Regions from separate parts of the Homo sapiens genome. Here regions 1, 3, 4 and 5 are each linked to region 2. Evidence: chromatin loops called from intact Hi-C (ENCODE). Cell type or tissue: endothelial cell of umbilical vein. All regions are shown on one strand. Links, peaks and the distances in the headings refer to the core of each region. The heading gives the core; the rest is flanking DNA.

What was found. A loop is a pair of places that touch in the nucleus more often than their neighbours do. Peaks named below come from ENCODE experiments on the same cell type or tissue, not always from the same donor. Only the 100,000 strongest peaks of a DNase experiment are listed, where the experiment ranks them.
Region 1: a loop joins it to region 2, with 11 times the contacts of the local background. A loop is called at or near these places in 49 of 110 quality-filtered maps.
Region 3: a loop joins it to region 2, with 12 times the contacts of the local background. A loop is called at or near these places in 71 of 110 quality-filtered maps.
Region 4: it touches region 2 in a loop (14-fold over the local background); 34 of 110 quality-filtered maps call a loop at or near these places.
Region 5: a loop joins it to region 2, with 2.1 times the contacts of the local background. A loop is called at or near these places in 2 of 110 quality-filtered maps.

What each region holds. Positions count from the first base shown.
Region 1 is chr1:196,352,220-196,358,551 of GRCh38, forward strand. The region is part of intron 14 of KCNT2 (potassium sodium-activated channel subfamily T member 2); the gene reads right to left. It overlaps LOC124904597 (LINE-1 retrotransposable element ORF2 protein-like), which reads right to left. Exons shown (of 2, transcript XR_007067045.1): 2 at 1-6,332. Among named protein-coding and RNA genes, the nearest start is that of MIR4735, 230 kb to the right of the region's middle. In endothelial cell of umbilical vein, for the core only: a CTCF peak has its summit at 3,206 (motif pointing right); a DNase peak (open chromatin) is centred at 3,202.
Region 2 is chr1:196,657,336-196,663,667 of GRCh38, forward strand. All of the region lies in intron 1 of CFH (complement factor H), which reads left to right. Among named protein-coding and RNA genes, the nearest start is that of CFH, 8.5 kb to the left of the region's middle. In endothelial cell of umbilical vein, for the core only: no CTCF peak of the experiment used is centred there; a DNase peak (open chromatin) is centred at 3,616.
Region 3 is chr1:196,146,020-196,152,351 of GRCh38, forward strand. No RefSeq gene overlaps it. Among named protein-coding and RNA genes, the nearest start is that of LINC01724, 60 kb to the left of the region's middle. In endothelial cell of umbilical vein, for the core only: a CTCF peak has its summit at 2,546 (motif pointing right); a DNase peak (open chromatin) is centred at 2,562.
Region 4 is chr1:196,314,548-196,320,879 of GRCh38, forward strand. KCNT2 (potassium sodium-activated channel subfamily T member 2) reads right to left here. Exons shown (of 28, transcript NM_198503.5): 20 at 4,937-5,008; 21 at 1,345-1,479. Among named protein-coding and RNA genes, the nearest start is that of LINC01724, 230 kb to the left of the region's middle. In endothelial cell of umbilical vein, for the core only: a CTCF peak has its summit at 3,569 (motif pointing right); a DNase peak (open chromatin) is centred at 3,594.
Region 5 is chr1:196,554,950-196,561,281 of GRCh38, forward strand. The region is part of intron 1 of KCNT2 (potassium sodium-activated channel subfamily T member 2); the gene reads right to left. Among named protein-coding and RNA genes, the nearest start is that of MIR4735, 24 kb to the right of the region's middle. In endothelial cell of umbilical vein, for the core only: no CTCF peak of the experiment used is centred there; a DNase peak (open chromatin) is centred at 3,622; H3K27ac peaks cover 281 bases.

The DNA.
Region 1 (6,332 bases), core at 649-5,648, 310 kb before region 2:
AAAATGAGTTAGGGAGGATTCCCTCTTTTTCTATTGATTGGAATAGTTTCAGAAGGAATGGTACCAGTTGCTCCTTGTACCTCTGGTAGAATTCAGCTGTGAATCCATCTGGTCCTGGACTCTTTTTGGTTGGTAAGCTATTGATTATTGCCACAATTTCAGATCCTGTTATTGGTCTATTCAGAGATTCAACTTCTTCCTGGTTTAGTCTTGGGAGAGTGTATGTGTCAAGGAATTTATCCATTTCTTCTAGATTTTCTAGTTTATTTGCACAGAGGTGTTTGTAGTATTCTCTGATGGTAGTTTGTATTTCTGTGGGATCAGTGGTGATATTCCCTTTATCACTTTTTATTGCATCTATTTGATTCTTCTCTCTTTTTTTCTTTATTAGTCTTGTTAGTGGTCTATCAATTTTGTTGATCCTTTCAAAAAACCAGCTCCTGGATTCATTAATTTTTTGAAGGGTTTTTTGTGCCTCTATTTCTGTCAGTTCTGCTCTGATTTTAGTTATTTCTTGCCTTCTGCTAGCTTTTGAATGTGTTTGCTCTTGCTTTTCTAGTTCTTTTAATTGTGATGTTAGGGTGTCAATTTTGGATCTTTCCTGCTTTCTCTTGTGGGCATTTAGTGCTATAAATTTCCCTCTACACACTGCTTTGAATGTGTCCCATAGATTCTGGTATGTTGTGTCTTCTCATTGGTTTCAAAGAACATCTTTATTTCTGCCTTCATTTCTTTATGTACCCAGTAGTCATTCAGGAGCAGGTTGTTCAGTTTCCATGTAGTTGAGCGGTTTTGAGTGAGTCTCTTAATCCTGAGTTCTAGTTTGATTGCACTGTGGTCTTTTTAAACTATCGGTTGTGCTTCAGGAAACTCACGCGCAAGAGTATGGGCTGCTCCACAGCAGTCTCTACTCCCTTACTTGTCATCTCCCTGACTTGCCATCTCCTTCTCTTTTTCCCCTCATGGTCAAATAATCTCAGGAAACTACATAAGCAGATGTCTAACTGGCAAATGAGATATTAGTTCCTACTGCAGGCAGACATCCTATTTTCCATGAGTAATAAGTAATTTTTTTGGACCTCATCTCACTGGGCTGGGGGTGGATGCATAACCACTGTGCTCCTCTATCTGTCACCCTCTCCGATCATCTCTTTTTATAGAAGGGTAAGAAGATTAGCAAATAAAATACTTGAATCATTTTTGTCCTCAGTTTTGGATTATAATCACCAAACCTGGGGCAACATGAAGGTTCCTCTCAGCATAGTAACTATTGGTTAGAAAAAAACAAACCGCAAAAAAGCTGTTTGTTCCCTTCTGTTTATTGTTTCCAAGGTAAAGATATTATCTGTTCCATTAACTTTTGGATTGTGTGTAAATCAATTTGTACAATTTTTTAAAACACGAGTTGCATATTTCTCACTTAACAATGATTGCATTTTCAAGGCAAATGGGTATTTATTGGCAGAAAGAATTAACTCACATATTAGTCTACTATACTTCAAAATAATCAACCAAGTGGAATAAGGGCTGTTAGCTAATAAGTAGTTGGATCTGTTTTTTGCGGAAATGTATTTCAATACAGACCTCTGAATGCAGTAAAAGAACCTTATATAGTTTTGTTTTTAAGAGTTTCCCCACATCAGTTTTTCCAAAGGGAGAAATAAAGGATTTAATTGGAATTTCCTGTCCTAGATACAATATTTTGAAGTCTTAATATGTTGCATACTCTGTTCTTATTTCAGGATATGCTGTACTACCCTGTTCAGTAAAGTAGTCCCACTTTAATAAAATAGCACAAAATCTTATTATACTGATGACTTCCTACGTTTTTATGAACCTGTATGTTTTTGTGAAATTCATATTAATAGATGTTAGAAAGTAGAATTTATTTTTTTTAATTTTCATATTTTCTTTATGTATATAAGAATGCCATCACACTAGAGGTAAACTAAAGAAAAGCCTTGGTGTTATGAAGCACTGCCTTTAAAATTGTAAAATATAATCATTAGTGGGAGTCTACCTCTTTCACAGCATTGTTTTAAGCACCTCTACACTGTAATCCTTGGATTTAGTTTGCTAGTACATTTTGTTCTCTTTGATCCTAAATAATGTAGCTAAACAGATGATAAATAATTTACTTCAGATTCACCAAAATTGACACAGATTTTCATATTAGTTACTTTTATATATTTATATTTATTATCAAACTAAGTTATCTTTGCATCAATGGGAATAAAGAGCACCTTGTCACAAGATAACTTTAATATATAATTCATTCTCCACCATGTAGTAAAAGTGTTTACATATATATAACTACAGAAATTTTTGCATATACGTAACTGTAGAAATATTTTGACATTTTTGGGAAAGAATTTCATTCCAGTTTGTACTTAAATAAGATTAATGAGTTAAATATAAATTTCTTTATTGATATTCTATTTTGAAGAAGATAAGAAAATGTATTAATTCACTATATTGATTGCAAGGAGATTTTAAAGGTCTAAAATAAGTCACCAAAGGGTTTAAATCTAATTAAAATTAATGCACTTTATTTAATTCCATAATCTATGGAAATAATGTCCATTTGGTTGCAATCAGTTTGTTGTTTGTATACTTCCCAGGGTGTTTTTTTGCACTCATGAATTACATTATTTCACAATTATTGCAAACTTTATTTAAAAATTAAAATATTTAAATGGTATTACAATTTTGCTTTTACTATCAATGTTAGGAATCCACAGTTTAGCCACTGTAGGTCAAATAAATAATTCTGACAAATCGTAGCCAGTTTCATTGGAAAGGTAAATATAATTTACGGTACGGGGGTATGTGGGGTACACAGAAGCTTCCAAAACAGATGAGTTTACAAAATAAACAGCTAACACATAACTATGTATTATATGAACATTTATTCTTGTAAGTCTGCAGATAGAACTGACTGTACGGATGCAGAATATCTAGAAAGAAAAGTACTTGAGAACTCCAGATAGAAGTAATAAAAAAAAAAAGACACCTTGGTCTACTAGGAAGATGCTTATGAATTCCAATTCTTGAACAGCAGAACTGCCCCAACATTGTAGGTCACCAAGCATCAAATTAGAAATCTGAGTTCTAAGATTAAAAGTTGCAGACACAATATAAAGCATGGTAATCAATTTTCTACCACCAGGTGGAACCGGAAAGCTGTTTGCCATTTTCAGGATAAGAAAAATGGCCATCAAAAGTGGAGAGAATAGGAAAATGCTAAATAGTTTTCAAGCATTATTGACAGTGATCATAAACAATGAACACCATTTTGAAAGGCATCTACTTCAATGAGAAATAAAAAAAGGTGCCAAAGTTAGATTTTAAAAGTTGATTGTACATGAAAGTAGCTTAAATTCACTGCCCTTAACGTTGGTTTCTCCTTCAATAACTCTCAACGGGTTTTTTGAAGTGTTCATTTAATTCCTGTTACCACCACACACAAAAAATACCCTAAAATTGTGTTAAGACTTTTCATCTACTTTTTAAACTGTCAGGTGAAAAAATAAATTCACTTGTAATACTGGAGCTGCATTCTCAGCTCTTTAACTCCATTATTAAATAAGTTATATCTCACTGATTTTCAACTGTTCTACTTCAGCATTAATAAAATTTTATAGCTACATTGTACTTTCCCCTCTCTCACACAGATCACAGCCTGCTTGCTTAGTGAATACCATATGCTTCGCTTCTATTCAAGTGCTTCATGCCATTGTGCATTTATATTACATTGCTATATCTGTACCTTTAGTTTAAAACATTGTAGTGAATTTCCCAGGCAAGATATATTCCATAAATATTAATACTTAGACATGTAGGAACTTACAAAGCTCCTATTGCTGTTATTTACATTTTATCATTTGCCCTTTAAAATAATTATAACTAGGACATTTCTGCTGTCTCTCCATGTTGTCATTTGATTTCTTCTCAAGTAATTAATTCTTACCATAACTAAAAATAATCTTCATTAGTAAAATAAAACCATTAGGGGAAATTTGTAATACATTCCAAATACATATAAAAGCAATATTAAATTTCATCCTGCCCTGCACTTAGTCTGAGTAATTGTCTATTAATCAGACTATTGGTCTGATTTGTGATCACAATGTATTCAAGCTTATATTCCCCAAAGTCCTAACATGGTACCTTACATAGTATGGATGCATATGATGATTATTTATAAAATGACTAAATAAATGACCAAACCATAATAATGTTTTAACTCTTAATTAAATGCTATTTTCTCATTCATAGCTTAAATTTTGATCAAAAAAAATTAACAACACATGCTTCCAAATCCTGAGCTTACTTCAGAGAGTTTTAAGGTATCTCTTAATAATATGTTACCACATTTACTACCCTATTATTGTAGGTACTACCTATTGACCTCCTCCTGTAAGATATAACAGAAAAGAATTTTTTCACAGTGAATTTCCCCAGAGTTGCTTATATAATCATATTGCTATTTTTAATTTCTATTTTTCAATGTTCTGACTCTAGTGTCTACAGAGCAAATTTAGTAAAGTAAACACATAAGTCAGGCCAGATATAGGATATAAGGAGTGTTCAGACTTGTGGTGAATTGGTTGTTGGATGTCTACTGAACCGCAAATTCGAAGAAAACAATTCAAAAGGAAAAAAAAAATGCTGACACCATGTTGGCAGCCAAATAAAACTTATCTACTGGTAGAATTTGTTTCATATGCAATCTCTGATTTACTAGGTACTTTTTAACTTACCATACTTAAAATTATGTTTCACTAACTATAGACAGAGTCTTGATTTTCTATTTTGGAACCTGGGGATGATATTAGCTACCCTCTTCATTTCCATATCTTCTCATTTTTATTTCAATATTTATTTGTTAAATCTTGAACATCGTTGAAGTTGTAAATATTGGTGTTTTGTTTATTAGCTATAAGTCTATGACTTCAGATTTAAAGTAGAGAGCCTGTGAGCAGTGATTACATTATTATGCGGATTGCAATAGAGTTCATTGAGAGTCAAGTGGAGGGCTTCAATTATATGACCTTATCTGCAGTTCCCTGAGTTATCCAGAAAGAATGTTCAAATAATTTCTCTTTACTTACTGACTACTTATTGCTCTATATTATGACATGTTTTAATTTGCTTTATCATAAACTCTTTATTTCTTGGAGTTTATGGTTTTGTTTTCCAGCTGGGAGAAAAAACAGATGCATTCCATTTGATATGTTGTTTTTAATTTATTCCAATCCCTTGTGGAGACTGAGTGCCTGACTTTTCTAATTTGGACCCCTTTTCAGTGGTAAATTTTAGGAATCATTGGTTCTAGCTGTGGTGCAGACATGTGGCCTGGGTTCCAGCAGTCAGATACAAATATAGGTGTTTGTTTTGGAATTGAGCTAAGGGAGGAAACAGGCAGGGTGGGAGGCATCCATTTTGTTGCAATGGATGGCTAGTAGAGGTAGTATTGTTCTGGGGGCTTTTAGAGGCCAAAGCTCCTTTATCTGGTTAGTTGCTTGGTGTGGTAGTGGGAATTTTTTATGCAAGTTTAACATAGAGAGTAACTTTATTGCTTTCCCAATGACTCTGTGACTATATTCCTTTATATTTCTCTTTATACTTAAAACTAGGCAATGGGTAGTCTTGTCTAAAGTTTAAAAGCTCTAATCAATACTGAATTTCTTTTTCCTCTTTCCTTTTCAGAAAATTTTCTTCATCATTAGTGTTTTTATAATTTGGCAGTGCTAAGTATCTAAGAGTGGTTCTTTTTTATTTATTACGACTCACACTCAGGAGACCCTAACAATTTACAGGCTTGAGTCTCTCCTCTTCTCTTATAATTTCTAACTATCATTTTCTCTAACCTCTCTTGGTGGAGCTGCTACCAAAGCAAATATCATCTCTTCTGGATTGATCTCCTGTGCTTCTAGTCTTTTTGCTTGTATATTCCAACTCTGCATTTTTATCTAAAATCCTAAATATTTCTATGAGATTATCTTCCAAAACAATTTTTTTTTTTAAATTTCAGCAATCACTCTTTTAATTTCAACAGGTCTTTCCTCTCCATTTCTCCACCACAACTCCTGTTCTGTTTGAATCTTGCTGGGAATAATAATTATCATTATTTTATTTTGGATTTCTGTATTTATTTGTTATGACCCTTTTATCCCCTTAATACTGAAGACAAAATCAGCACCTCCAGAATCATGTTCAACAGAAATTTAAGTTAAATATTTAAGCCTGTGGAAAAACAAAATCCATAAGATTTTATTCCTTTGAATAATCATCACCACCCTTTATAATACTTCAAAATAGTCTTCTAA
Region 2 (6,332 bases), core at 922-5,921:
TCATATCGTATATATGCATATAGAATTGACCCTTGACCAATATGTGCTTGAACTTCAGGGGTCTGCTTACTATGTGAATTTGTTTCAACTAAACCTGGGTCAAAAATACAGTATTGGTGGGTTGCAAAACTTAAGCATAGGAAAAACTGACTTTTCGTACATGCGGTTTCCAGAGAGCCAAATGTAGAATTTAAGTATGTGCAGATTTTGGCCTGTGTGGGAGTCCTGGAATATATATCCCCTGTGTATACCAAAGCCAAAGGATTATTGAATAAATAGTATTACTATAGATCAGTGAGAAGATAAGAAAGAAATTTAATGCAAAATACCTATTTTTGCTATTTCTGTTTTGTTCATTTGCTTTATTTTTTTCCAAATTGATTTTGTAACTTTGCTTTATAATATATTCTGATACCTACTAAGTTTAGAAGTAGGCTATTTAAAAAATAATATCTACTGTTTTTTATGCACAAAATAATTTTAGAAAAATAGAATAATTGAACAAAGAGACCAACTTTAGTCTACCAAAACAATCTAGCACAAATTTGATTAAGGATTTCCCAAATATATAATTTTATCATGATTTATTTCATTTGAATAAAAACACTTTTCAACTAACAGTTAAAAGATATATTGACATTGAAAATAAGTAATTAGTTCTATGTTTGTATGTCAATAATAAGTAATTAGCTTGGTGTTTGTATGTCAATAATGCCCCCTTAAAATTTGAAAGTGAAAAAATTAGGTAAATTAAGATTATTAAAATATTAAGTAATATTGATTTTTAGCTTTGACCAAAATTATATAACTATTTTCCTCAAATTATAGTAAAAACATTCCTACTCTTTACCAGTAGTTAAACGTATTCACACTCTTAATTCATGGGCTAAAAAAAAACTTGATTTTGTTTAGTATTATTCTTACTTTTTTGAGACAGGGAATCACTTTGTCACCCAGGCTGCAGCGTACTGGTGCAATCATGGCTCACTGCAGCCTCGACCTCCTGGGCTCAAGCAGTCCTCCCACCTAAGCATCCCAAGTAGCAGGGATTACAGCCACCTTGCTCAGGTAATTTTTTTTTTTTTTTTTTTTTTGAGATGGAGTCTTGCTCTGTCGCCCAGGCTGGAGTGCAGTGTCGCTATCTCGGCTCACTGCAAGCTCCGCCTCCCGGGTTCACGCCATTCTCCTGCCTCAGCCTCCCGAGTAGCTGGGACTACAGGCACCCACCACCAAGCCCGGCTATTTTTTTGTATTTGTAGTAGAGACGGAGTTTCACCGTGTTAGTGTTAGTCAGGATGGTCTGGATCTCCTGACCTCGTGATCTGGTGATCTGCCGGCCTTGGCCTCCCAAAGTGCTGGGATTACAGGCATGAGCCACCGCGCCCGGCCTGCTCAGGTAATTTTTAAAATTTTTTGTAGAGACAGGGTTTCACCACGTTGCCCAGGCTGGTCTTGAACTCCTGGGGTCTATTGATCCTCTTGACTTGGCATGTCAAAGTGCTGGGATTATAAGCATGACCCACTGCATCCAGACTAAAACTAATTTTAAATTGTAAAATAAAGCCAAATGAATTAAAGCTTCACCAATGTAGTGTTTTGTAAACAAAATTAACTGGCAATTAAATGACTTGTAAACGTAAGATGAAGTATTCATTGTTTAAACTCAAATACTTAGATATGATGGCTTAGTCTACTCATTAATCTAGAATGAGAAAAATGAGATGGCTATTTCTTTTAGTTTTAAGATAAATCACATCTCAAAAAAATGTTTCTGTGCCTTTCAATTTGTATGCATCCTATTTAATAAGCCCGTTGTACATACATGCTGAGAGTTTGACTACTTGGGCCAAAATAACCGTTTGTTGTCTACTTGAAGGTGGTTCAACTGAGCTTGAACATTCGATTGTTAGTCAATTCAGGCAAATAAAAGTTATGTCACAAGATATACCTAATTATTATTAGAACTCAGTGCAGTGAATCATTACCTTAAATACTTTTGCTATGGCATGAGTTGATAATGATGTAGGACAGCAAGCCCCCAAATTGGGTCTTAGCCTGGGAAGGTTCTTGGTTTTGTCCAGTAAAGAATTCAAGGGTGAGCCTGTGGTGTTAAACAGCAATTTTTGTTGAAGTGGCAGTGTATAGCAGCCTCAGAGGCACCTCTCCTTGCTAAGCAGGGCTACCCATAGGCAGTGTGCCCACAGTAGCAGCTCAGAGGCAGTTCTGCACTCATATTTATATGCACTTTTAATTATATGGAAATTAAGAGGTAGTTAATGCTGAAATTGCCAGGAGGAGGATGGTAACTTCCGGTTGTTGGGTCATTGCTGTGGAAAGGGCCTGTAACTTCTGGGTGTTGCCATGGTAATGGTAAACTGTCATAGCACACTGGTCTGTGTGTCTTACAGGGAGGGGCTTCCACTCAGACCTGTTTTGGATAATCCTCAATTTGGTCCAGTGTCCAAGTCCCATCTCCTATCTCAATAATACTCAATACAATAATGGTTAGAACAAAAGCAGACAGGAAAGTGTATCTGAAGTGAGAAGACCTAGACATTAATGAAAATTCTTCCACGAACTATGAAAAACATTGTTCTTCAATTGTGGGGAGCTTACATTTTGATGTGGGGAGATAGATAGAAAACCTAATGAACAAAAATAGTTATAGCATTGTGAAAAATTTTGTGAAGGAGGTAAAGTAGGGCCTAAGAGAAAATAGAGATGGGGATGGTAGTATGTAGAGACATTAGGTGGGCTTGGTCTTGGGGACTAGAATGAGTGGATCACTTTGAGGACAGAACATTTGAGTAGAGGCCTGAAAGATGAGACAAAGCCAGTCATCAGAAATCTGTCGTAAAATTATTCTAAGAGGAGGAAATAACCCGTGTAAAGGATCTAAGGAAAAAATAAGTTTGAAATGCTCAACAAAATATAAACAAATAAATCAGCGTGACTTTGCACAGTAAATACATGGGAGATTTAACATGATGAGATCCGAGAAAGTGGCAAGAGCCAGATAAGGGGTTCCCAAACCAAGGAAAGGAGTTAGCAATGCTGGATAAGTAAAAAGTGAAGTCATAGAAGAATTTTAATCACAGGAATGACATGACCAGATTTGCAAGAATCACTTGTCACTCTGTGAATAGACTGAAGTAACAGGAGAGTAGAGGACTGGAGGCTAGTTAGCAGGCAAGTTTCATGACCAAAGTGACAGATGATGATCTGAACTAAGATTTTGAAGATGGTAGTAGGAGCAAGGGAAAATAGAACAGGGGCGGTCATATCTTTTTCTTACAAGCAGAATCAAAAGATGCCATTTAACACTGATGGAAAAAGCACCAGAATTTTAAGTACTATTTGAAGAGAAAAGGTAATCAATATGATAATTCTTTATATATAGTAAACATATTCACAGAGTAAATATTGTGAGAAGTTGGTAGGAAGATTTTGTGGAAGAGATGTATCCTTGTTTTCTACATCTGGTTGTTAAAAGCAATGAACTATATTTGGAAATCAAGAATTAGGGGCACAAACGTATCACCTGGAAATATAATAATAACCAGAAGGGAAAGCATTTACTTCTCACTAGGAAGTGAGCGGGCTAAACTTTTTTTGTGTTAATGGATTACTTTACTTATTTATTTTTTCCAATAACCTGAACATCATCAAATGGATCTAAATTTTGAAAGTGAAAAACAAACATATCAGCTTGTAATTAATCAGTTTTCCTTTTGTGCGGAAGGGGCCGGGGATTGTGTTGTTATGATAGAGTATTAGCACCATCTAGTGGAGTAGAATATGTTTACTTAAATTATAAACATCGAAATAGTGCAATGTGGAATCACATATTATATGAGTTCACTAATACAAATTTGCAAAAAGGTCAAGGGAAAATTAGTGCCCATAAAAACTTTCACATTATTTTGTAAAATATAATTTTATATGGTGTTTTCTTTCTTATGAAATATTGCAAAATGTTTTCATATGGATTTGTTCCACCATGTTAATGGGCACTTCTAAAACTTTTTTCTTTGGGCTGCTACAACAAAATATTATTAACTGCCTAGCTTATAAACAACAGGAATGTATTTCTTACACTTCTGAATGCTAGAAAGTCTAACAGCAAGATAGTACCAGCAGATTCAGTGTTTGGTGAGGTCTGCTCTCTGGTTCATAGACAGTGCCTTTTGGCTGTGTCCTCCAATGATGAAAGGGACAAGGCAGCTCTGTGGTGCCTCTTCTATAAAGGCACACATCCCAAATCATGACAGCTCCACCTTCACGACCTAATCACTTCCCAGTGTCCCCACCTCCTAATACTATCACATTGGTAATTAGGTTTAAACATATAAATTGGGGGTTGTGGGGAGGTTGCATGTATTCAGAGCATAGCATATGCCTTCTTAACTTACTAAAGTCTAATAATAATTTATCACTCAGGATTCAATGCGGGAAGCTTAAGTAGAAGTAGAAGATTACCTATCTATCAGTCAATTAATTGATTGACATACCAATCTCCTATCTACCTACTTAAAAAGAGGTTTTGTTTTGTTTGTTTTGTTTTGTTTTGTTTTTTAAATAAATTGCCTCAAGGAATTGTGAGCATGAGATAAGCAAGTCTGAAATCCACAGGGCAGGTAGTCAGAAAAGGAAGATTACAGACAGGATGGAACTCACAGGAAAGGAAGCTGCTTTCCACAGAATTCCCTCTCTTTTTCAGAGGAGCCTCAGCCCTATGTTTCAGACCTTTCAAATGATTTGATCTGGCCTATCTAGATTACCTAGAATGATCAGCTTGTTTAAAGTCAACTGATTGGGAGTGTATCTGGCAACATATTTTCTCACCAACATTTAGATTAGTTTGACTCAATAACTGGGAATGCTGACTTAAGCAAGATGACTTATTAAGAAAACTGTCACAGCTCATTAATACCTTTCTGTTTTTCTGGACACTGTGAAGAACTTAAAAGACATTAATTTTATTAATCCTTCTCACAGTTTACCTACTATTGTCATGTGTTTTATGTATATGGGTGTATACACATACATGTTTGTATTTAAAACCATGTAAGGTAATATTTTTATTATTTTATAGTCAGTATTCATTTATATTTACTTGAACATTTACCATTTTCTTTGTTTTTCATTTCTTCTTTCATCCTAAGACCTTATATTTAGGATCAGTTTCAGTTTTCTGAAATATATCTTTTTTCTCTCCTTAATGTGTATTTATAGTGGCAAATTCTCTCAAATTTTATTAATCAGCCCGGGCACGGTGGCTCACTCCTGCAATCCCAGCATTTTGGGAGGCTAAGGTGAGTGGATTGCTTGAGCCCAGGAGTTTGAGACCAGCCTGGGCAAAACGGCAAAACCTCGTCTCTACAAAAAATACAAAAATTAGCTGAGAGAGGTAGTTTGTGACTGTAGTCACAGCTACTTGGGGGGCTGAGGCAGGGGACCACTTGAGCCCAGGGGGTCAGGGTCGCAGCGAGCTAAAATCACACCACTGCACTCCAGCCTGGGCAATAGAGATCTTGTCAAAAAATAAAATAAAATAAATTTTATGAATCAAAACTTTATTCTCAAAAAATTATTTCTGTATATAGAATTCTATATAGATAGTTATTTCTTCCTGAAAATGGAAGTGATTAATACCTGGTGGCGTCTGCTATTGCTATTGAGAAGTCTTTGTAAATCTAACCATTACTGCTTTTAAATTAATATTTTTCTCTAACAAGGTTAAGATATTTTCTCTTTGGTTTTCTGCATATTCCTTATGATGCATATAGGTGTGTTTTTTTACTGCTTGGAATTTTTTAATTCTTGGATATATTAATTGGTATGTTCCATTCATTTTTTAAAATTCTCTTCCAACATTGCTCTGGCTTTTCTATCCTCATTGACTCTTAGCTCATCTTGTGTATTTTCCACACATGTGTGTCTCCATGTTGCATCCTGTATTATTTCTTTTGACCTGCCCTCCTGTCCACGAATTCTTTTTACAACTGTGTTATCTGCTATTAAGCTGTCCATTGATGATTAAAATGGGTTTTTTCATTTTTAGAAATTATATTTGGTTCTTTTTAAAATCTGCTACTACTTTGTTATAATTTCTTTCCTCAGATATCATTAGTCAAACTTTTCTCTTACATTTAAACAACAGAATTAGTATTGTTGATTATAGTCTGTATATATTTATTCCAATATCAAATATCTATTTTGTTCCTTATGAAGTTTATGGTAACTAGGTGCTTTTTCTCCCGTATAATGTCTTTGACATTTGTAATAATAATTTGGTGCTTAAGAAAAAAATCTTCCTCATATTAAAGTTA
Region 3 (6,332 bases), core at 512-5,511, 510 kb before region 2:
TTGCCTGCAGCATCAGTTACTACGGGGTTCTAACGGTGATTTTTGATGCCTCATCCTTCCTACATTTATTATTTGACCCCTTCTATTTAAAAGATATGCCCCTTCTCCCCTACTTATATATTCAGAAAATATATTTATTCATTTATAAATGATAGCTCTTTATTTACAAATATTCCATTCCTTGAGTTACAATCTATTGCTGTTATTATTTAGTATGTTGTTGGAATAGATCCAGCTTTGCATAGTGGGAGCTCATTCAACTTGTCTTCTGTGTCCTTTTGACATCACTCCTTTCTTCCCCTCCCCTTATTTCCTGGCTGTACAAGATGTTAAACGCTCATCTCATATTTTTCATTGTGCCAGCCCTAAAATAAGCCATCTCATCTCATTGTTTTTATTAGAGAACAATATTTATTTATTTATTTATTTTTGAGACAGGATCTTGCTCTGTCTCCCAGGCTGGAGTGCAGTGGCACCATCACAGCTCACTGCAACCTCCGCCTCCAAGGTTCAAGCAATTCTACTGCCTCAGGCTCCCGAGTACCTGGGACTACAGGCGCCGGCCACCATGCACGGCTAATTTTTTGTATTTTTAGTAGGGGCAGGATTTCACCATGTTGCCCAGGCTTGTCTCAAACTCCTGACCTCAAGTGATCTGCCTGCCTCGGCCTCCCAAAGTGTTGAGATTACAGGCGTGAGCCACTGCGCCCGGCCAGATAATGCTATTTAGAAATGAAAGTAAAATGACATTGCTCCCACTCTTACAGCTAAAAAATAATTATGCAAATAGCAATGTTTCTGGAACCTATTAGGTAAGTTAGGTCACAGGGCAAACAACTAACACCAACTATCTAGAGAGAGACAGGGTCTGCAGGCAAAAACAGGACCCACGTGTTTGCTTACCTAGGATAGATGCCACTGAAGAAACTAGAAGTTATTTTTAACTAAATCATATTTGTATTATTATTGTCATTAGAAACATGTTATTCTATAAAGAACTAAATGTTAAACATATAATCACAAGATTGGCCTTGTGTATATGTTTTGAAAACCTTCACAAATCATAATTTGAGCTAAAAAAAAACTTGTACCTCAAAGCCTAAAGTATTTTATTTTCCCCTTGGTTAATCAGCCTACACTAGTTTGGTTTTAGAAAACGTGCTTCACTTTTGGGGTCTAAATTTCCTTCTTGGCAAACTGAACTTGAGTTACCAAAATTGCCTTCCAGATTGAAGAATATAGGTTCTATTCATTCTCAGCATACTTTGCACCTACAGTCAGAGAGGCTGGATGTGATCCTCAAGGTGATAAACACACAATCTAAATTAAACAGCCACAGGAAATACATTCTGAAGAAGACTGAAATAAAGCCATATTCTTTGCAAACAAAGCCCATAATCAGTAATCAGGAATTTTGCATTATGGAGGAGATTTAACATGGGATTTATAAGGTTGGGAAGAGGTGGGAATTAGCTACTACGAGAGGTTTCTGAAAAAACAACAACAACAACAAAAAAAACAGAAATTGATTGAGAATAGTTCCTATCACGGCGTAAGGAGTAGACCACAGCAGTATAAATTCTTAAACATTTGGTTCATGCTCTCTATTAACACAATGTAAATAACACAAATTTTGATCATATTTTTATTATTACAGTGTTCATATTTATCATGCTTGTATTGATTATTGCCTATTGATTATTGTCTTGTACTGATTATTGCCTTTATTGCCTTGTATTGATTATTGTCTTATACTGATTATTGCCTTTATCTTATCTAGCCCTTAGAGTCTAACATTTGTTAAAAGTTTAATGATATAATTTCCTTAACTTTTTAAGAATGTTTAAAAAGTAAGTTCAAAGATAAAAATATTTCATATATATATATATATATATATATATATATATATTTTTTTTTTTTTTTTTTTTTTTTTGAGACGAGTCTCGCTCTGTCGCCCAGGCTGGAGTGCAGTGGCGGGATCTCTGCTCACTGCAAGCTCTGCCTCCTGGGTTAACGCCATTCTCCTGCCTCAGCCTCCCCAGCAGCTGAGACTACAGGCGACCGCCACTAAGCCCGGCTATTTTTTTTGTATTTTTAGTAGGGACGGGTTTTCACCGTGTTAGCCAGGATGGTCTCGATTTCCTGACCTCGTGATCCGTCGGTCTCGGTCTCCCAAAGTGCTGGGAGTACAGGCGTGAGCCACCGCGCCCGGCCGGCAATATTTCTGATTTTTAAAAAGTTCTTATGTATAACTCATGATATATTTACCTTTCTCTTTGCTCAAATATAACTTTTGGTATTAAAAAGTATTATGTACTTTTTAAACTATTAAATTAGCCCCAAGGAGTACAATAAGATCTTTCAAAATAATTTATAAAATGAAAACATTTCTGAATTTTAAATAATAAAAAGCGTATTCTTAAAATTACAGTAAAATTAAATAGAAAAAGACCATGGTTTATAAGTATAACATATGTTAGACTAATCATAAGAAACTATGTATTTAGCTTAAGCCTACCTTTGATTAGAGTGGAAAACTATTTTAAATTTAACCACAAGATGGTGCTGTCACAAAGCAATTTCAAAGATAAACCAATAATATAGTCTGCATTATTTGTACTTGGATTTCTTTCTAAGTCAAGCCTTTAAATTTTAAAATTCTCATTAGTAAGTGTCTTCTTCCAATTGTTCTTGTATTTCGAGATGTGTTTCAGGTCTGAGTTTTGGAATTTTTTCCCTCCCACCTGTTGTTGATTGACTACCCCTCAAAGGAGATCAATTAAATCTATTTTGTTGAAAACTGTATGAGATGTTGGCACAATTATCTTTCAAAAATAAGAAATAATATAATTCTATTTGTATTTTTGATTGTCATTTATTATTATTTTTTAATTTAACAGAAGAGATATTTCCTTCTCCTCTACCCACAGGGTCAGTTAGCATAACAGTCGCAGAGCAAGCATTCAGGAGAATAACAAGCTCAATAACAAGCTGAAAGAACATTTTCATTAATTTGGTCATTCCTTCTCTTGCCTCACCATCTGGGTCTCCATTTGCTGAAAGAGATGTCTAGCTTGCAGAGGCAGCAAACAATTAAGGACCTTTCCAAAAAACGCAGAAATTGAGATGAATTCTTAAGAAAGTGTTGTTCCCAGATGACTTGACATCCCTCACACTGCATTCTGTTGTCTGTGTCAAAAGAGCAAGAATATTTATTTAGTATTACTATATTATGAAGCTCAAACAATCCAGATTGTAATGCTGCAGCTTATCTGGAATCTAAGGATAATATTTGAAGGTCCTAGAGACCCTCAATGTGTCATTTAGAGGACAGCAATTTGAGGATTTGTTGAAGCAGATAATAAATTGTACTAGAAATTGCAGAGGATAATGGCCCAAAGATAAGAGATGAGACATTTCTATGCACTGTAAAGATTACTTTATTGCAACTTTAGAGAGAATACTGAAATTTCTCAGAGTGTTTATGAAAAATGATTCCTGCTGTATTTGTTAGCAGAGAGTATTATCAGGAGACTTCTAGACAAGGGGTGGGCAAACTTTTTATTGCACCTACTCTCCTATTGTAGGGAAAGCAGACATAGACAGTAGGTAAGTAAATGAGCATGACTGTTTTCACTAAAGTGTAGTTACAAAACTAGGCAGAATTAAATACCTGGGAATAAATTAAACAAAAGAAGTGCAAGGCTTGTACACTGAAAACTACAAAACATTGTTGAAAGAAATTAAAGAAGACCTAAATAAAAATGGAAAGCTATCCCTGGTCCATGGATTAGAAAACTTAATATTGTTAAGATGGCAGTACTCCCCAAAATAATCTATAGATTCAGTGCAATCCCTATCAATAGCCCAGCTGCTTTATTTTCAATAATAGACAAGCTAATTCTAAAATGTATGTGGAAATGTGAAGGACCAGAACAGCCAAAACATTTTTGAAAAGGAAGTTGGAGCACTCACAGTTCCCAATTTAAAACTTAATACAAAGCTACAGAATCAAGAGAGTGTGCTATTGATGTAAATACAGACATATCCAGTCCCTGGGAAGATAAAACTGAGCAAAACGGTCACTATTTCTAGAATTTAGAGAATATTTACATCTTTAATTCCAGATTAACATGAGAAAAATTCATTCCTTTACATAGATGATGATCACCAATGATGTACCAAGCACTTTGTGAAGCAGAGAGCTTAAAAAGGCAAAGTTTCTACTCTTAAAGAGTTCACAGTCTCTTGGGAAAAAGAGACGAAATTCAAGCTAACAAATTCATGATTTCAATGTATGAATTCTCTTTTAAAAGTATTATAGTTCAATAACCCTGACAATCTCCCAGGACAAACTACCTAGAAATGTTAGCTCAAGTATCACACACACACATGCATACATACACACACACACATACACACACACAAGACACACAACACAAATTATATTATTGTATTTCAGAAGAGAGTAGAATGGAAAACATTTTCCCGTATTTGGATTCAAATATTCCTGACATTTAAAGTTCAGTGAAACTTTGTATTTCAATGAAAAAGTAGTTTTAAAAATTAAGTTCATTTAATTTACATAATCTTGATTGAAACACTTATTCTTACACTTTGTTCAATTATAAAATTAGATTTTGATTAAATAATATTTAATCTAAAAAATGTTGCATTTATCTTCATTGTCTCATTGTATCATTTTCTCATTTATCATTTATCTCTTTACTGATTTAACAGATACCAAGCAACAACTGTGGGCCAATCACTGCTGCAGGTTCTGAGGACAAAATGTTAAATAAACATAACAAACATACAAACATAATATCTGCTATCGGGAAGTTTTAAAGTAACAGCATAAACAGATATTAACCAAATTCAATTAATACACAATTACACCTGAGACACAGGCTCTAACTGAAAGATACGTGTTGCTATGGAAAGTTACCCTTGACGATAAATAATGTCTTTGGGAAATGCCTTACGTATTTTTACACCTCATGCTTTGTATTTCCAACCTTTACTCAAACTGATACATCTTATACATTGCAACTAGATGAATTTTCTCATCAAACAGAAGTTTGGTAAGGTCAATCTTCTGTTCATTTTTAACTTCCTCCTAACCCCAAAAGAGAAGGAGTTCCCGTTAATATATTATAAATCTCCGTCAGTTGGACCCCAACCCATCTCTACTCCCATGTCTCTTATTATCTCTCATTCATGTTTATTTTTTCTTCAACAAGTGAGGATGTTTCATTTGCCATATAGGCTGTGGAGTTTAGTAGCCAATATATGACTTTGTTCATAATATTTTACTGACTTGAACATTCTTACAATTCATAGGTACAGATTTTAGTAAGTTTCTCAGACCATCTCAGGGTTAAAAAATGTTTGCACATCAGGCATATTTGGTGACTGCTGTTAATTAATGGATTGATTTTCTCTCACTCCTCTTGCATAGTAGATGTTGAAACTGATCTCCTGCATACAAAATCTAACAAACAACACTTTACTCAGCACATATATAAATTTAGAATATAAAAATTGACCGTTTTTCCAAAATAATAATATTTATTGAGTGCCTATTAAATGTACTAACATATATAAATCTCACAACGACCATATGAACTATAAGGCTTTAGGCCCATATCATGATGAAGAAACAGAAAAATCAAGTTAAATAACTTGCACATAAATAGCAACTTGGGGGCCAAAATATAAACCCAGGCAGCCTGATTTCAGAGCCCACACTCTTAATCACTTTACCATAATGCCAACTCAGTCCCATAAGTCAAAATCAAAATAAAATATAACTGTGGCACCTGCAAAGAAATGCAGTTAATTCTTACTCAGAAAAATCCTGTTAGAAAATACTTTTACTAATGGGAGAATTCAACTTTCTACACTGGAAATAGGTTTCTCCTTTTTTGCTTCCTAGCTGTTTCTTTGGACACATTTCTTAATTTATGTAGGGCTCAGTTTCTGTGTGTGAAAGATAGATAACAAAACCTACCTCATATGAGCATTCAGAGCCTTAACTAATAGAATAGATGTGAAAGTGTCAATTTAAAATGTCAATACTTTTGTGTAACAAAATGCCTCAGAATAGAATGGCTTGAAACAAAATGCATGTATTTTTGCTCCTTGCTGTTGGCCATCTGGGGGTCAGCTGATCTAGGTTGAGCATAGCTGGGCTTGACTCCAAGCTGCAGGTTAGAGCCCAGGATTGGCCTTGTTACTCTCATCCTTGTTGACACAGTGGCCTAGTTCGGGCATATTCTCCTTATCACAATAATATAAGAGCAAAAGAGAAAGTCCAACCGGTAAGCACG
Region 4 (6,332 bases), core at 613-5,612, 340 kb before region 2:
GGAACAAGAGGTTCTTATGCAAATTCAGTGTAGATTTTCCAGGTGCTATGACAGATTCTTTAAATAACTGATCTCTAATCTTTACATTAACACTGCAAGGTCGGTTATTTTCTGCAGCATTTTATAGATGAGAAAAACTGAATCTTAATGAGGTTAGGAAGGTCACAAAGTTAGTGACTGTCAGCTGGAGCCTCTAGGATATACATTGTGCCAGATAAAGTTTGCTGCTGTATAGTCCAAGGTCAGTGGCTTTTCCCTTCTGCCACATGGAAGTGATAATTATACTGCTAGTAATATTAATAGCTAATATTTATTAAGTAATTAAAAATGACCAGGTATGTGCTAAGTAAGGCATTGCATGTTTCTAAATCTTTAATAATATTGTGATTAATATATTGAGATGTAGAGAAGAAAAGTAATTTGCCTAAGATCATACTAAAAATAGGCAACTTAACACAGACACGCATCTAGGCTCTCTCCTTTGAATTTTGAACTCAAATTAGAAGGCAAAATAATTAACCTCAATATATGCTTTACTACAATATGAAAGTATGAAAGTGGAGTGAACATGGATGATGAGAAAGTTGAGATTGTTTCATTTACCTCTGTAATTTGGTAGCTCACGTATTTTCTTCAGGCTTCTGCAAAACTCATACAACTTAAAAAATGGTCTTTTGGATATTTAAAATTTCATATGATTTTAGGGAGAATTGTTCCAAGTGAAACAGATGCCTTGAATGACAGACGAGTTTGACTTTACTTATAGCATGGCTCTTTCTCTAGTCAGGATTGTTTACTCTTACCCAAAGACAACCATAATGGGGATTCATATCCCCATTAAATTAAATTCAATTAATTAAATTCAATGGGTACATTTAATTAATAAAAGACAGGAAAACAGTGAAAATGATGTCATGACTTTGCTCCTAACATGGGTAACTTACCTGTTCACAGCTGTGCAGTCTTTCAGTCCTAGCTATTCAGTATGTAAATGCAAATATTTGGTCACTGCTAGGCTTAATACCAATACGAGAACATGGGCTGCTTGTCAAAACTCATGACTACTAGTACACATGATTTTCAAGAATTTGCTACTGTTAAACTATCTGAGAAAATAGATATATCATTCAATTTGTTTTATGAGAAGCATTACTGATCTGGTGTTAAAAATTTAACTTTATGCAGTGCCAGTCATGCTCAATAAACATTTACTTTATGAAAAAAATGAATAAATGAACATAAAGTTGGTGTGTCTCATGTTCATTCCTCACAGAGTCAGTGTCAAATATTTTACCAATGTTTAGCACAAAGTAAGTGGCAAGGTTGGATGATTCAGCCACTTACCTGAAGAGTGTCTGCACGTTCACAATGGTTTTGGCATCTGCCATGTAGTCTTCCTCGGCACTCATGGTGCTCTCTTTATCCACAACCACCATATTAGCAGCAAAAGTCACTCCACACCTGAGTAAGTCATCTAGGCTTTGATAAAAATCAACAGAGAAAAACAAACATTAAATAAATCACAATGTTATAATCAGTGCTAAAGTCTAGCACTATCCCCTGTGCTTATATAAGTTGCCTTTAGAGGTGGCTTTTACAGAGTGTGCACAGGTAGCTATTAAAGGGAATTATGATACAATATTATCTACCAATATGAAATAATTTTTATTTTGGGTACTTTACATGTCATTAGATCTCAACTGTTTCAAAATATGTGTGTTAAAATATTTTCTTTAATAATTTTTATTAATTATATACATGAAATATGGAATACATCCATTTTGCAATAAAATAGAGCATATTAGAAATTTGTTTTTACAGTTAACATACTACTTCAAAGACACATTTACTTTTTTTTACTTCTAAAGTAATTTTGGTAAGAGAGGAATAAATAAGTGCTATGTTAATTTAGATGGTCAAGCTTAACGAAAAAATACAAAACTATGAAATGTTTATTTTTAAATGTTTATTATTCCTTTATGTAAGACCTATGTGCTATAGATTGGTTCTACACAACCAAGAGCATATAAAATATACAAATTCTGTTGTATGCAAGCCTACTGTTTAGCCAGCCTAAGTTTTTGAGCAAGTGATTGAATAACCCGATTTCTTTGGCTGGATGAAGTAATTGCTAAAGTAGGAAACACATACCTGTGAGCTAAAATAGAGTCAGTCTTCTTCCCTATCACTGACAAAAAAAAAAATCTTACCTATCATTCTCCCAATGAATTAAAAGAAAATGTTTATTTACCGTTAAAGCTGAAACAGGGAAACATTATTCTCATTGCCTCTGCTTCATGCAAACTAGAAAAGTAGAACTGAATTGGATAATGGAGACTAAACTTGAATGAGTACAAGAATGTTCTAGGTACAGAGTTGATTGAAGACAGATAAGAAAAGATAGGTTAATTGATTTCCGTATCTTCTGATTTATAATAGGATGTTTAAAGCTTAAAGAGCAGTAGTTTCTCTTAGGTTTTTAAATTGAAGAGTGAAGTCCCTGAGGATCTTTTCCAAGTGCATGATTGGTTGAGTTAGCCATGTCACGTTAGAGGGAATTATTTTCCTTTTATGGGAAGGCGGGAGGCAGGATTTCTTACTCTGTTATTAGGCGACAGGGTATTACCAAAGCCTTGAGTCCAAGATCCCCAGGAGTAGTCCAGAAAAAATATTTCGCTTGAATCAGGAACAATGGTCTGTGGCAGAGATTTTATGGCTAAAACTGTGGAAACAGAATGTTATTCCAAATAAATTTCCTATGATAAGAGGGGCCAGGACCATAACATCCAACCACTATGATGACCTTCAAGTTTAAATGCCTAGGGATACTTGGGTCTTTCTTTTATTCAGGAAATTTATCATAATTTTTCTTAATTTATTAAAGTACATTAAAAAAGAAAGAGTTAGATGGAAAATGAATGTGTTATGGCCCTTGTGGACCATCAAAATGACGCTTAAGTCATATGTCTTCACACCACCTTATCATAATTTTACATCACTTTCTCATATTTCAGCTTTCACAATCTTTTTTCTTCATTAATAAAACATCTCCATTATAATTACCTATATAGGAAAAGGAAAGGATAGGGCAGTCGAGGATAAGAGTGACTGGATAAGTATATATGCATAGAAGTGAAGATAGGAAAGATGAATAGTTAATCATCAATCATTCAATGACGTTGAAGTGAACATTTGACCAAAACTTCACTTTGAGAGTACCTGTGCTAAATAGCTGTTACCTATACCCACGTGTGTCGGTTAATTCCAGTCTCAAAAATACTGGCTGTTATAGTTTACTCATAACCTTGGCAAATTATCGTTACATATCAATTTAAATCTATATAGAAAGTAGATAAATTTGGAATAATATTTCTGAACCATGTGGAAGCTTTTTAATTATTTTCTGCTTTAAGATTATATTATTATTTTTCTATTTACTACTGCATTTATTTTTTTTTTTTAAGTAGGCTGCCAACTTATTCTTATAACTCCTCTCCATCATAATTTCTGCAAGGCCATTGCCTTATTTTTCCCTCAGCATGGCTGCTTTACACAGTGTGGCCAGCAGATGGGAGCACAAGAAAGTCAATCTAGATGGAAAACAAGTTATAGGGATAATTGGCAAAGCCTCCCTTTCTATCCCTCTCTAAGACCCCTTTTTGCAAGGACTAGAATGTGAAGTACGTAAGTGTAAAGAAGTGTTCATGAATGTGTTTTAATTCATTCAAAGAGGTATTTTTAAAGAAAGATTTCAAATACAAGCAAAAGAGGAGAATTGTTAGATGAACATAACTGTCCCCAGACCAACAATTATCAATTCGTAGCCAATTCTGTTTTATTTCTGTCCCTAGGAATTTGATCCTTTCAATTATTTATTCTCTCACCATAAATACTTGTACAGAGGAAGAATCCACTTCATAGTTTGCATCAGAAAAGGTATATGGGACGTTTATTCTTTAGCTTTTAGATATACTGTTTTTCTAATAAATTTTAACAGAACACTATTACCTCAAAAGATTTCAAAAAAGATGATTGGTTATAAAACATGTGTAGAATTTAAATAGTAATTTTAGTACATCTAACTACAGTTTATTTACTTGGTTAGTATTATCATAACTGATGAGGTAAATTATATTAACATAGAATGGAGGCTAATCATATTTTAGACTGTTTGACCTTTAATGTATCCACAGCACTAAATACTTTCAAAGTTGTAAAACTGTGTTTTCTTCAACATCTACAGGATAAAATGTAAGTGTTAAAGTTCTCAATTGGTAAATTTTAGCATTTTATTTTGAAGGCTCTGGCTGACATTTTTTAGAAGTGGAAAAGTAACATATATTATTTCAAGTATATTAGCGTTTTGATCTTTTATTTTTATATATATTTTTAATGTCACCATAATACATGTATAAGAATTTGTATTTAATTACTAATGTATTAAACACATATGACCTTTTCATTAACAAATATTTTAGAAATTATAAACTCTGACATGTGACCAAAGTAAACTCTAAAGGAATTGCTCCAATTTATAAATCTAAGTTAAAATGAGCATTTCTAAATTATTTCAAAGTTTCCAGAAGTTATCGTAACGCTATCAATGCATCACAATATTGCAACTTTAGTTTTCTCTACCACTATGTCAATAGTAATAATGTTGTTATAGATGACACAAAACTAAAACAGCATTAGAAACTGAGCAAAACTGACAAAATTGACATGCAGCAAGATTTGTTTTAATTCAACAATAGATTACTACTCAGAAAGTTTAATACAAGATGTATAACACGAGAACATAAGCTCTACATGCAAAATATATCATATTTGCAATACTGACACGGCAAATTACACTCATCATGCAGTAACAAGGCACAGCACATGACAAACCACAGGACACTACACTAGTTAGTGTGCCAAAGATTTTGTCACCTACTTGTCAATAGAGCCCACCATGTAGTAAACCATTGGAAACCAACAGATTGCATCCAGAAAATGCATATCTGGCCTAAGTAGTAGATGGGTTACAAAATGAAACACAATGTCACAACAGTGGCAGCACTTCTAGGGAAAGGAAGTAAGTTGACTTAGTTTGCATTTCCAAAACTCAACACTGCTGACAAAATTAATTTTCAGTGCTTTTTTTTCTTAACATTAACTAGAAAATGTCATTTGCACTTGTTATGAATCATAAAATGCCCTCAGAATTATAAAAACAAGTTGTATTTCAGCTTTCTAAATCAGAAACATTATCGCATAATTCTACAAAAATACAGAATTGATATTCTTAATTATGACCAAGAAATCTTATAAATAAATTTAAAAGTTATCCATGCACAGGAGGCCTTGTAAAATAAAAAAACTAATGCATTTTTTTAGATGATCTAAAGCAATGGGTACTAATGCCTCTTAGTGAGCAACTATTAAGCATGTCTATTAAGAACTACTTTCTCTAAGGGATATATGTATAATCACAACATGCCCTATATAATATGTCAGTATGTCAAATAAATATAGTATATATGCTCATGCAAAATATGTATTATATAAAATTATAGTGAAAGTAATGCATTTTTAAATTTATTGATATACTCTCTATATATTATTGAGGAAACATTTATGACTGAAGTCTTTACTTATATACATATTTGAGGAAAGAACCATAAACTGGAAAGCTTCCTTAGAAACTGCTTAATCTATTGTATTCATTTCACAAAGTTATTAATTCCTTCATGTATCTATTCACTCAGCATATATGTATCCAAACATTTTATTTAATAGACATTTTAACACATTCAGGTATATGCAAAAGAATATCCTGTTAACTTGTAAGAAATAAAGAGTTTTAAAAATTATGTACAAAATCATACAATTCTATTATATATTTTAATCTGTAAAAACAAACAATATGTTATATTTAGGAGGCAGAATTGAGGAACATTTCACAGAGCTGATATTTAATTTGAATGTTAAAGGATTAGTAGGAGTTTGTTCAGCATATGAGGAGGAGAAGAAAATTCTAGGCCAAGAAAACTGGTACCTACAAGCCTCCCTGGCTAGATGAACTTTTTGTTCTCTCCCTGACTTATTTCTCTCCTGTTGGTCATCCTTCTAGCTCTTTACACTCTGAAGAAAAAGAATGCTTAATACAGCAAAACATTTAAAGAAAAAAAAAAAAACTTGTAAAGAATACCATTATTTTAATTTTGATTAAATTTCTCCTATCATTAATTTTCTTTGTAGTCATTAAAATGACCCAATAGTATTACATCTTACGAATGTACCACAATTCATTCTTAAAATCTTCAGTTACTTATTTTGTAAGTTATTTT
Region 5 (6,332 bases), core at 756-5,755, 100 kb before region 2:
AAAACTCTTAAAAAACTTGGGACACAGGGAACAAACTTCAACATAATAAAAGCTATATATGGCAGACTCACAGATAGTATCATACTGCATGGGAAAAAAACTGGCAACCTTTCCTCTAAGGTTTGGAGCATAACAAGAATGTCCACTTTCTCCACTGTTATTCACCATTGTAATGGAAGCACTAGCTACAGCAATCAGAAAGGAGAAAGAAATAAAGGGCATCCAAATTGGAAAGGAAGAAATCACATTATCCTTATTTGCAGATGATACTTATATTTAGAATAATATTACATTTGGAATAACCTAAAAGACTACACAGAAAACTATTAGAACTGTTAAGCAAATTCAGTAAAGTCGCAGGATACAAAATCAACATACAAAAATCAGTAGCATTTCTATATGCCAACAGTTAAAAATCTAAAAAAGAAATCAAAAAGCAATTCCATTTACAATAGTCACAAATATAATTCAATACATAGGAATTAATGTAACCAAAGAAGTGAAAGATGTCTATAATAAAAACTATAAAATACTAATGTAAGAAATTAAAGAGGACACGAAAATAATGAAAAAATTTTCCATGTTCACAGGTTGGAAGAATCAATATTGTTAAAATGTCCATACGACCCAAAGCAATCTACTTATTCAATGCCATCCCAATTAAAATACCAATGACATTCTTCACAGAAATAAAAAAATATATAAAATTTATATGGAATCACAAAACACCCAGATAGCAAAGGTTATCCTAAGCAAAAATAACAAACCTGAAAGAATCACATGACCTGATTCAAATTATACTGCAAAGCTGTAGTAACCAAAACAGCATGGTAGGTACTGGCATAAAAACAGACACACAGACCAATGGAAAACAATAAAGAACCCAAAAACAAATCCACATCCCTATGGTGATCTCATTTTTGACAAATGTGTCAAAACTATTCATTGGGGAAAGGACAGTCTCTTCTATAAATAGTGCTGGGAAAACTGGATATCCATATGCACAATATTGAAATTTGACCCCTATATCTCACCTTATACAAAAATCAAATCAAAATGAATTAAAGACTTAAATCTAAGACCTCAAGCTGTGAAACTACTACAAGAAAACACTGGGGAAACTCTCCAGAACATTGATCTGGGCAAAAATTTCTTGAGTAATAACCCACAAGCACAGGCAACCAAGCAAAAACGACAAATAAGATCACATCAAGTTAAAAACCTTCTGCTCTGCAAAAGAAGCAGTCAACAAAGTGAAGACACAACACACAGAATGGGAGAAAGTATTTCCAAATACCCATTTCACAAGAGATTAATAACCAAAATATAAAGAGGTCAAACAACTCTATAGGAAAACCATCTAATAATTCAATTAAAATTGGGTGAAAGATTTGAATACACGTTTTTCAAAAGAAAACATACGAATGGCAAACAGGTATATGAGAAGGAACTCAACATCATTGATCATCCGAAAAATGCAAATCAAAACTGTAATGAGATAACCTCTCACCCGAGTTAAAATGGCTTTTTTCCAAAAGTCAGCAATAACAAATGCTAGTGAGGATGTGAAGAATTGTTGGTGGGAATATAAATTAGCTCAACCAGTATAGAAAACAGTTTGGTAGTTCATCAGAAAACTAAAACTAGAGCAACCATACAGTCCAACAATCCCACTGCTGGGTATATACCCAAAAGAAAGGGAATCAGTATATTGGAGATATCTGCACTCTCTTGTTTGTTGCAGCACTGTTCACAATAGCCAAGATTTTGAAGCAACATAAGTGTCCGTCGACAGGTGAATGGGTAAAGAAAATGTGATACTTACACACAACAGAGTACTATTTAACCATAAAAAAGAATATGATTTTGTCATTTGCAACAACATGGATGGAACTGGAGGTCATTATGTTAAGTGAAATAAGCCAGGCACTGAAAGACAAACATTGCATGCTCTTATTTATTTGTGGGACCTGACAATCAAAGCAATTGAACTCATGGAGAAAAAGAATGGAAGGATGGTTACTGGATGCTGAGGTGAGGGGTATTGGGAGAGGAGGGTGGAAGTAGGGATGATTAATAAATACAAAAAATATAGAGTTAGGAAAAATGAATAAGACTTAGTATTTGACAGCACAAGAGGGGGTCTATAGTCAATAATAATTTAATCATATATTTTATAATCACAGTATAATTGAATTGTTCAGAACAAAAAGAATAAATGCTTGAGGGTATAGATACCCTATTTTCCATGATGTGATTATTATGCATCATGTACCTGTACGAAAATATCTCATATACCCCTGAAATATATACACCTACCATGTACCCGCAAAAGTTAGAAATTTGTTTTAATAAAACGTTCCTTGTTTTAGAATGACATAAAGGGATGGTACAAAATTCAACTTTTCTAGAATTCTCATAGTATTTGGATTTTTATCATAATTTTGAATGAGGATTTAAAAATCATAGCAAATGCCATCATATCATTTCTTGAGGAATCTAATGGTCTCAGTGAACACTGTAGCTTAGTCTTAATTAATAGTCAAGATGTCATTTTTCATGGCCCCTGCAAATATTCTCCTCATACAAAGTTCATGACTCAACAAGATCTCGTGTAGAAAAAAAAAATGGTGGGCTGACAATAGAATAATAGTCTGGCCCATCATGTACACAAGGTTTATTAATTAATAGCAATGTTATTCTATTTTACTTACCACTGAGCATCTAATCTCATCAAAGTGATAAGTATGCAAAAATAAAAGTATAGGATTATTAAAGAGGGTAAATTAAAAAAAACTTCAATTTTTTGAAGACTTGTTTGTGAATAAGCTCATGTAATTTCCATGATCAAGTAGGTCAATAAGCCAACTTTTCAGTTATTTACATCTTTTAAATTAAAAAGAAATTTACTATTTTAAGGTGCGTCTTTTGTTCCAAATGAAATCAAACTTCCTTATCAAAGAATGCCTTTCAGAAATACTAAGAAAAAGCAATGAGATCTCATTGTCCTTATGTAGCAAAATGTGAGAAGTTGCACAACCTGACAGAGAATGTTCTGTAATATTTTATCTCACTGTTGTCATCAAAATGTTACAAATTAGCATCATGCCAAAGTGGATGAGGTACACTTTCCAGAAAGCACTTTTTAATTGTAAGCCGATATTAAGATAGAGTGAATTATTGATTCTTATTACTAATTAGAAAATGACACAATATAATGAAACAAAAAAAATCTTCAGTAGAGGCAGCTTATACACTGTTGCAAAAATTGTGCATGTAACTCTCAAATGTCACATGAAAATATGCACATTCAAATCATAAATGGAAAGTAGAATCAAATAATTAAATCTAGAAAAATCTACATCATTAATAAGGTCATAAAGTAAGGATATATCTGACAATTTTATAATAATTTGAAAATCTAAAATAACGTGTGTGTGTGTGTGTGTGTGTGGTTTTTTGTTTCTTTTGTTGTTTTTGTTAATTTGGGGGGTGTTTTTTACTTGTTTTTGTTTTGGCTTGCAGCATTTGCAGGAAAATGGGAGGAATAATATTTTCACAACCAGTGCAACAAGGCAATTATTATGTAATTTACAAGAATGTCTAGTGTCTTCCGAAACCTGGCCAGTAATTTGCCAGGAAAACGAAACAAAAAGCAAATAGGCTGTGAGCTTAGGGTAAGAAGACAAAATGCTGACTTAAATAAGTTTATGACTCATCACTTATCCTTGCCTTTTCTAAGTGTTTTCCTGAAGGGATTCTATTTATTACTCTTTTTATAAAGTTGACACATCTTTTCTCAGAGTTAAAATATTTCTTATTGTTTTGCAGAAATGTAGTAAACCTGAAAAATACACATTAAATCAAATGTGTGAGCTTTTGAATTTTTATTATGTATAAAAATTTGATTATAAATCTTTAATTACATCACACAAGTTTATATAAACTTTTAAGAAAAGGTGTAATATCTTTGTAAACAAGTAATATCTTAATAAAACAAGTAATAGCATAAGAGGCACATTGATTTGAAATACAAATGAGGTATGCATAAGAAAGTCACACCTAAATTTGTTTTAAAAGGTATGTAAACAGTAGCTGTTTTACTTGGAAACAAAAAAAAAAATCACTGAATATAGTCCTATGTTGATCTCATTTAAAGCACAGCTTTTTAAGATCACTTGAAAACAACAGATCTTTTCCACAAGTGTTTCACATGTAATCTATTTACTTCAATAGAAGTCACAGTAAATAAATGGAATGCTCTTTCTCTTATTAATTTATATTTTTATTTTATTGCATATTTTATGCATAACCTGGCAGTAATTTAAAAAATAAAAAACACCATATTTCCCATGTTACAATGGGATACGTGGTATTTTATGCCTGCACAGAAACTCATCCCATGAATACATATATTTCATTAATTAATAGGCCATTCCTCCAATTTTGAATATTTCGATTGTTTCCAGTTTTATGCTGTTATAAATGAACTATGAATGTCATTTCAGATACGTTCTTAGGGTAGATTCCCAGAAGTGGAGTTACTTGGTCAAAGAGTAGAACATTTCAATGCTCTTGATAAATATTGACAAATCTTTTTGCAAAGGGTTGCACAAATTTACCTTCCCATTAGCAAAGTAAGAAAGTTTCTATTTTAGCAAAGTAAGAAAGTTTCTATTTTACTATATCCTCTTTCACACTAAACAGCTTAATTGTAAAAAGCACAACTAAATATGGCATTTCATTTTAATGTGCATTTCTCTGTTTTTTAGTGATGTAATCTTTCTGTGGTTAGAATATATTTCGATTGCATCTTTTCTTGATTTTCTAATTAGTTCTTTGCAAAATATTCTCTGAATTTTTTTATAATACAACAATCAATCCATTGTTGAATTTTCCCAGTGTATTATCCATCTTTTAATTTTCTATGTGTATGTATGTGTGTGCATACAGGACACGTTAAATAAGACATTTCATTCTTTTTCTTAGAAAGACTGCTTCTTCAGTCTTATTTGTAATCTTAGGAAGGTTTTCTCCATTCAGATGTTATTTGATAAATATTCTAAATATTCGATTAATTATTTTTCTTTTTAAATAATTTAATTTGCCGTATGTGATTCTTTTACATTCATTCATCTAAAAAGTTGAGTAAAATGCTTGCTTTGCATCCAGAGGAACTGCACTAAACTTGGCATAAAGCAATAGTGAACAAAACCTGATGCAGCCCCTGTGCTTGTGTAGCTTAAAATTTGCTGCAGGAGACAGCCCTTAATAAAAGGAATGTTATGCAAAAGACGACAAAACCTAAATTAGGTAAAGGGAACGGTGAAGCAGAAAAATAATCTTTCACTCAAACAATGTGGTATTAAAGAAATTAAAATGATTTTGGTGTTGTAAGGACAAATGCAAATTAAAAACAAGATGATTAATTTTCCATGTTGAAAATATGGAGACTTCTCTCTCCTCCTTTTTCTTAATTTACTTTTTAAAAATTAGAATTGTGAAGTACATCGTCTTCTCTTTGAAATGTATATAAGTCCTTTGGAAAGCTAAGTAGGCTTTTTGTCAGCTTTATGATCCATTAATATCTTTCTTAAGAACCTGAATGCCATCTCTTTGAAATATAAAGAACAAAAGGGGTAACATCCCTACCTATCTCACTCTCTGTGGGAAAACAGGAGCCTAACTTTAGTGGGCACCTTGTTCCAAGTGGCAAAATGACTTCCTGTAATAATGATATGATGTTTTTTCTTCCCCCCTCTGGATAAAAACAATTAGTCATCACACACGGTCACCCCAACTACCAGGTAAAGCTACTTGTGACAAATGGTGCTGCCTTGTCCTCTTCCTTGAGGACTGGTTATTGTGTATCTTTAAAACATTTATATAAAGTCCCGTACCTAGTTGGCTTCAGAATTTCCTTCCATCTTTGTAGTACCTTAATAGATTGCCTGTGATGTGTATCACATTCCAGTTTAATACTTATTCAGCAATGAAGGTTTCCTTTTTCTACTGCCTTTGTGGTGAGAATTTCTAGGTAGGAAGATTTTGTTTTTCCATGTGAAAAGAGGGGAAATATGCTTAGTTTTGTATTATAAAATAATATTTTAAGTGACCTAATGATGAATTACATATTTCAAAATTACTAAAAGAGTAGTTTTGAAATGTTCTTATAATTAAAAATGTATAGGCCATAATAGATATATTAATTAGCTTGATTTAATCATTCCACGACTTATACATATATCAGGGCATCACATTATATCCCATAAATATATATTATTACTATCTGTCAGTTAAGTTTAAAGAGAAAAAATGGTCAAAGTTTTAGG